Linked DNA regions of Homo sapiens: region 1 is linked to region 2. The links are chromatin contacts, found by Hi-C in ENCODE. All regions are on one chromosome and are shown on one strand. The core of a region is the stretch at or near the end of the contact, and the rest is flanking DNA. Distances in the headings are between cores, read along the strand shown. Region 1 holds the start of C5orf63 (chromosome 5 open reading frame 63). Region 2 holds the start of SRFBP1 (serum response factor binding protein 1).

What was found. A loop is a pair of places that touch in the nucleus more often than their neighbours do. Pooled maps may share reads with other maps.
Region 1: a pooled map shows a loop between it and region 2 (6-fold over the local background). The contact joins the promoter of C5orf63 here to the promoter of SRFBP1 in region 2. A Hi-C loop is called at or near these places in 4 of 50 pooled maps.

What each region holds. Positions count from the first base shown.
Region 1 is chr5:127,071,671-127,075,149 of GRCh38, forward strand. It overlaps C5orf63 (chromosome 5 open reading frame 63), which reads right to left and starts at 1,832. Exons shown (of 5, transcript NM_001164478.2): 1 at 1,781-1,832; 2 at 1-15. RefSeq lists a silencer at 1,689-1,908.
Region 2 is chr5:121,960,049-121,963,388 of GRCh38, forward strand. SRFBP1 (serum response factor binding protein 1) reads left to right here and starts at 1,927. Exons shown (of 8, transcript NM_152546.3): 1 at 1,927-2,020. The coding sequence starts at 1,985. RefSeq lists enhancers at 1,580-2,118, 1,863-1,912.

The DNA of each region.
Region 1 (3,479 bases), core at 582-3,081, 5.1 Mb after region 2:
CTCTGATGTACAGTCCTTGAATAAAGCAGTAGCAAAAATTAGATTTAAATAAGGAACATAAAAACACCTCGCTACTTGTACCAGATCACCTCAAGGTCCTGCTATGTTTGAAACCCCAAGGCCTAGCATTAGAGTAACTGAATACATCAGCCAGCTAGAGTATATACAAGTTATGAAATAAAAAAACTTTAATAATAAAAAATAACCTATTTTAAAGGGATTTCTCATAGTGCCTCTGAGTACTTTAGAGCCAGGCATCTGGAACAAAATAGAAACACAGTCCAATCAACTCCCAAGTTGGAAAAATCCTCATTTCTATTACTTACCTGCCAACAGTCCATCTAAATAAAACCACACAGCCACATATTCCTCTGATGAAGGAGACAAAAAAATATTGATCCTTCCTTGGCATGTGGCTACTGCTGCCAGAGCAGGAGGGAAGAAAGACAATCTGAGGATCCTGCCTGTTTAAAGCACCAGCCCCACCAATCTTAATTTTCACAACAGGGTCTTTCTGGTTCCAGGCAATTCCTCAGCAGAGCAGGACGCAGGTTATTGGGCTACGATATTTCACACAGAACCATGATTAGTTCTGCTTTGCCCCAGTATTATCATAATTATCCAATATTTCCAGGGTGTATCTTTTTTCCCCGTGTTTTAAATCTTTCTAATTACCTATAATGCACCCCAATGTATACAGCTCCAAATATTGGTAGAGAGCTTCACATGCATTTTTATAAGCTAGTCCTCAGAATATGACCAAATGAGAAGACTGCGACCTCTAATAGACACCTCAACTTGTTCAGCATTGTGCACCAAGGCATAGCTCTAGTGGCTGCTTAAACAAGACAATGTATACTAATTCTGGGAAATGCGCTAGAAAGTATTGGGATATAACAGATCTTAGACACCATCTCTGTCCTTGAGGAATTGAGAATCTTGGGGTCAAGCTAAGGCCATACTATGGATTTTTTTTTTAAGGGCACTAAAATATAAAGTACCACATATACACTATTTATTAATAAACAAGAATAAAGATCACCCAAGCAAAACATTCCCTGTGAAAGACAGCCTTAGAAACAGTCACAAGCCTAACTCACAATGACATTTTAGTGGGGACTTTTCTACCCTTGGACTTATTAAAAAACTGTATGAGCTGCTATTTGTCAGAAGTGAATATCTGTTGAGAATGTACAGTTTCTGATTTATTCTCTCATTGTTCAGTACCCAGAGGGCTGCTTTTGCCCAATAAGGCTGAGAGGAGATCCAGACAGCTCATCCAGAGAGCCCCGGCACTCACAATGTTCCCTGCTGCACCTTTCAACCTTTTCACCCCAATTAAAGGTCAACATGGCTGCTCAAAAATATTTATTTAAAAAGGCAGTCAGCTCAGCGGGCTCCCAAGTGTGATTACACTACCACTTCATAGAATTCAATTAAACCCGGGACGGGGCATCGGCGAATCACTGGAGGAGTATGAAGTTGAGATGTTTTCTGCTTTCTCGAGATGTTTTCTGCTTTCTCTTAAAAAAAAAAAAAGCTTCCTTTTCCCGCCCGTCATTTATTTACTTCCCAGAGCGCTATCACAGACACACACACACGCGTTTATAATCTCCCCCAAGTAGTTCATGGATTTATGGCTCCCGGTTTAATTAAATTCCGTATAACGACTATCCAAATGGGCAGCACGCGGCACAGCGAACCCCCGCCAGCCTGCGCGTCAGCTCAGAGGCGGAGACCCGCGAGCGCTCACCCTCGGCGCGGGACTAAGGGAACCCACCTGAGCCTCACGCCGCCAACGCCTCTGCTTCCGCCCTGCGCCGGGCACTTCCGCCCGCACCCACCAGGCGCCGGCCCCAGGCCCCGCACTTCCGCCCCACGCCGGCAGCACTGCCGCTGGGCGTTCTATCTCAGGTGGTGTCCCGTCTACGCTCTCAAGGGTGGCCGCGCCTGAACCTTTACTCGTGAAGAGTGACACACAAACCAAGGCCAAACTAAAAAACAAAATACGGAAAAGTGACCCCGCATGTTTGGGAACCATTTAATAAGAGGCCTCAGGTGCGGGAGCCAACTTTTTGAGGCTGCGGAGTCCGAGCCATTTTAACCGCTCTGCATGCATCCATTCTTTCGTTAATTTAATATTTACTGCCTCCTCCACTAGGTCTTGGCTGAACTAGGTTATGGGGAATGCGATGAGCAAAACTGGCAGCCGTACCCTCCCGCAAACTGAAAATCGTGTGAGAAAGCAGATATTAGGAAATTATCCCTTATTAAATAGGCCATGGGTTTATTCAGCTAAGTGCTTTGCAGGGAAGGAATATGAGAAAAGACCTGAGTGGGATCTCGTTGAAGAGGTAGCTTTGGGGCTGGGATCTGAAGGGCGTGGGTTGGGGACAGAGCTCTGCAGGCTGGGGGAAGGGTCTGGTGGAGGATGTGCAGTATGGGTTGTATGCGGAAGACTGACGAGTATGGCTGAGACTTAGAGGGAATGGGGAAGAGAGGTGGAAACAGGCTAGAGAGGGTAAGCGAGAGTCTGGCCATGCAGGGCCTTTCAGGTTTGTGCTAAGGGTAGCCGGGGGGCATTTCTGTTTTATGTGGGAAGGGGATTGAACTGATTGCTTTTCCCTTCTGAAAGGACCCCTTAGCTTTGGGAAGTAGATGGGAAGGGTTTAGGATAGGCAAGAGTAGAACAAGCAGGGAGGTGAGGAAGCTACTGAGCATTCCAGGTTCTAGGTGTGGTGGCTTGAATGGTGGTACAGTAAATAATGAGAAAATGATGGATAATAATTATAGTAATACTCAAAGCTAACATTTATTGATTGCTCACCAAAAGCTTTATACTCATTAGTCTGTTTAATCCTGAGAACAATGCAATTAAGTATTACTAGTACCATTTTACAGATGAAGTAATGGAGGTTTAATAACTTGCTCAAGTTCTCACAGTTACAAAACGGTAGATTTGGAATTCCATCTCATGCTGTCTGACGCCTTAAGCTTACCACTATAAATTCAATGTGTACTCAGTGGTTTTAAAAAAGATACAAAGCAAACCAAGGTCAGGAATGAATTCTTTAAACAAACCACACTGATTATGTGATGTCGCTAGAGGCCACATTAAGATAGTAGAATTTACAAGTTCTTTGTCACTTCAGCATTTTCTGATAGGCTAAAGAGGGAATTTTGTGACTGTCAACAGACTACCTATAGTTATTTTTGAGTTGATGCACTCTGATAAGACTTAGTTTTTCTGGAAAAAAAAAAGTCAATTGATAAAGCACAGTCCACCTAACAGTTGCTGATAGGATACCTTTAAAGAAGGAATCTGGGATCTAGTTATAAACACCTTGGTGGGGCATGAGTATCTTAGATATTGTGGAGTGACAGAAAAGCTTACTAGAAATGTAACTCCAGATCAGCTTCCAAATCTTATTTATTGTTGGAAAACAAAGGTTTATAAAATCACTTGGACTTATGAAACC
Region 2 (3,340 bases), core at 677-3,176:
AATAATGCACCAAACTAAAAGAATGCCAATTTCTTTTACCAAGTCAGAGCTATTCTAAGCGGAGTTCAGTTTTATGAGATAACAGCATGGGTTCTGGACAAGGCTGGTTTCTTCGGCAAAGGCTCAGAAGTGGGCCTTGGTTAACTAAGCTTTGGGCACAGTCTTGAAATTATTAGTGATTTCCTTTTTGAATTTGAGTTTTGTAAGTGAAGTCTAGTGGGATAATGGAACATGTGCCAAGGCCTTGTTGTCTCAGGTCATGTGTGGTCCTGTCCCCAAAAGCTCCTCAGGTGGATTCTCTGGTTTCCTGCTCTCCTGTCTCCACCCAGCAACTGCTGCCACCTTGCTCCAGTGTATACACTCCTACCTGAGTCTTGGGGCAGGGGTCTCAGGCACCTTTGAGGGTCTGCCCTGACAACCTAATGTCTCTGTGCTTTAGGGAGCATCGTATTAAATAGTAAATTAACAAACACCATGATGAGTCAAGAGACGCTATGGAAGAAACTTTTTTTTTTTTTTGAGACGAAGTTTCACTCTTGTTGCCCAGTCTGGAGTGATCTTGGCTCACGGCAACCTCCGCCTCCCAGGTTCAAGTGATTCTCCTGCCTCAGCCTCCCGAGTAGCTGGGATTACAAGCATGCGTCACCACGGTCGGCTAATTTTGTATTTTTAGTAGAGACGGGGTTTCTCCACGTTGGTCAGGCTGGTCTCGAACTCCCGACCTCAGGTGATCCGCCCGCCTAGGCTTCCTAAAGTACTGGGATTACAGGCATGAGCCACCACCCTCCGCCGGAAGAAACGTTTTTCCTGCATTTTGAATAAAGGGGCCTGGATTTTCATTTTGCACTGTACCCCAGGTATTATGTAGCTGGACTTGAAGTCCTGTAGCAGTGGACAGTCCCAGGCAAGTGACTCTGGGCGAGGCACTTGGTGCCTCTGAAGTCACTTTCCACATCTGTAAAATAATAGTTCAGAGCAGAGTAGGGTGGCTCACTCCTGTAGTCCTAGTTATTTGGAAGGCTGAGGTGAGAGGATGGCTTGAGCCCAAGAGTTTGAGGCTGCAGTGAGCTATGACTGTGCCACTGCACACCAGCCTGGATGACAAAGAGAGACTGGGTCTCTAACAAAATAATATTAATAAAAGGAAAATAATTTCTATCTTGTTGGATTTCTGTGGAGATTTGGAGCTAATTTATGTAAAGCTCTTGGACCACCATTTGACACATTTTAATGGTCAATACTAGAAGGTGTTGACAATTATATATTACCTAATTCAAACACACTCCCTTACGTCTCCTATGCTTGCCGGCTAATAAACAGCCATTCCCACAGGCAGTACCAAATGTGTATCCTGGTTTTGCTTCAAATGTTTATTCCCTAAATTTAAACCCTTCTATAGTGTGCAGGAAAAAAATGTCCGCACCTCAGCTATAATGTCAGGTTGTAACAAAAAACTGCGAGGATTTAAAAAGGTGTGCTTGTTAGAAAAGCAGAAATCTTCACAAATACTAGATTTAAAAAAATGGAAGCAAAAAATCGTTCATTCAAGTGATCATTTCAGAAGAGCTCTTTCACCGCCGTTCAGCGCCCCCCTAGCCATTAGAGAGAAAAACCAAGGCCGGTACAATGCGAGCGCAGTGTACCAAGGGAACACACACACACACACACACACACACACACACACACACACACACACACAAACCGAATCTTGAAAAACTAGACGTTGCCCAGCTACCAGCCCCCGTCTGGTTTCCATAGGAACGCGCAATTCCGTTGCGTAGCCCTCTGCGCCGGTAGTTGTTCTGTCTCAGTTCCGGTTTTCCCTTCCAAGCGTCAATGTTTCTTGTTCCCAGGCGGCAGCTAGAGCAGAAGGCGGATGAGTTTTGGACAGAAGAGGCTTCCGTTGAGGGGCGTGGCGACGCAGCCGCGGTCTGAGAGACCGGTTCACGTGCAGGCAGCGGCGGATCATATTCCTTCATCTACCATGGCTCAGCCGGGAACTCTGAACCTCAATAACGAGGTGAGCGCCGAGGAACCTATGGGGCTGACTTTAAGGGTCCTCAAAACCAGCTCTTTTGAGACGCGTGGTCGGAGGCGGGCATAGAGGGTGCGGTTGGAGGAACTTTCGTGGTGGGCCCAGGCGGGTTTCCCGCAACTTGGAGTTTGGCAACCGGTAATTTCCCTTTTCGGTCTCCAGGTGACTAAAGTGAGAGACATGTGTCAGGCCCCACGAATTTATGTCTGTGGGACTTTGGGAAGAACCTTTAGCCTGTACGTTCAATATTCTCGTCTGTAAAGCGGAACTCAAGATAGTTCGTCCCAGGGTTGTGAGATTAACTGAGATACGTAAAGTATTTGCAAGTGCCTGACCCTTAATAAACTTTCAGTACACATTACCTGCTCTTTATTGCCTGTCGAAAATGAAAGAGAGAAAGTAAGAGCTGTAGCTTCTAAGAAATTGGTGGTCTTGAATGAGACTGTATGCTCAGTACTTCGTTTCCTCTTCCAGTTAGTGTCCTATTTCTTTGCTTCCGTTTACAGCAGAACTTCAATAAAGAGCTGTTTATACTTGCTATCCTCAATTCTTTTTTCTGCTTTTTCAGTCCATTCTCATCAGACATTTGTTCTCACCACCGTCACTTCCATAGTGTGCGGTGTCGACAAAATACCATTTCTACCACTTATCCCCCTCTGGTTTCTGCTTCTATTCAACAAAATAATGTCATCCAAAGTCTTAAAGTAAGCTGGAAACATAAGGATCGAGTAAGGACCTCACAGTTAGATACAGAAAGGAAATTCTTTATCCCGTTTATGAGCAAGTCACTGTTTAGATTACACACAGTAGTGTAAGGGATATTTCATATTTTCTAGTAACCTATACTCAAGTAAGAGAGCTAAGCAACACTCACCTGTGTTACAGAACAATGTGTGAAGAATGCCTCCAAAACCTAGTAATGCAGAAAAGTTTCCAAAGGCGGCAAAATGAAATGGGTGATACTTGTCCTTGGTCTTTAGGGATCTTGCACAGGAATTGCAGTCAGTGATTCAGGAAAGGGGAAGAAGTCATTCCAGGCAGAGGGACTGGTATAAGCAGGAAAGGGCTAGTAGCAGAAGAACCCGTGGGTAATACAGGGATAAGTAACTCTTCACTGATGGGAACTTGTGAGATGAAGAAGGAAATAAAACTGAAATATATTCTCTGCTGCCAGATTAACGAGTCAGGATTTCAGTTGACAGTGGAGTACAGGATATGCTGAAGAGGGAAGCTGAAAGTAGTTACTATTTACTCATAAACATACATTAAGCTTGTGCTTTGTGCCAGAAAGCGTTTGGTGGGCTA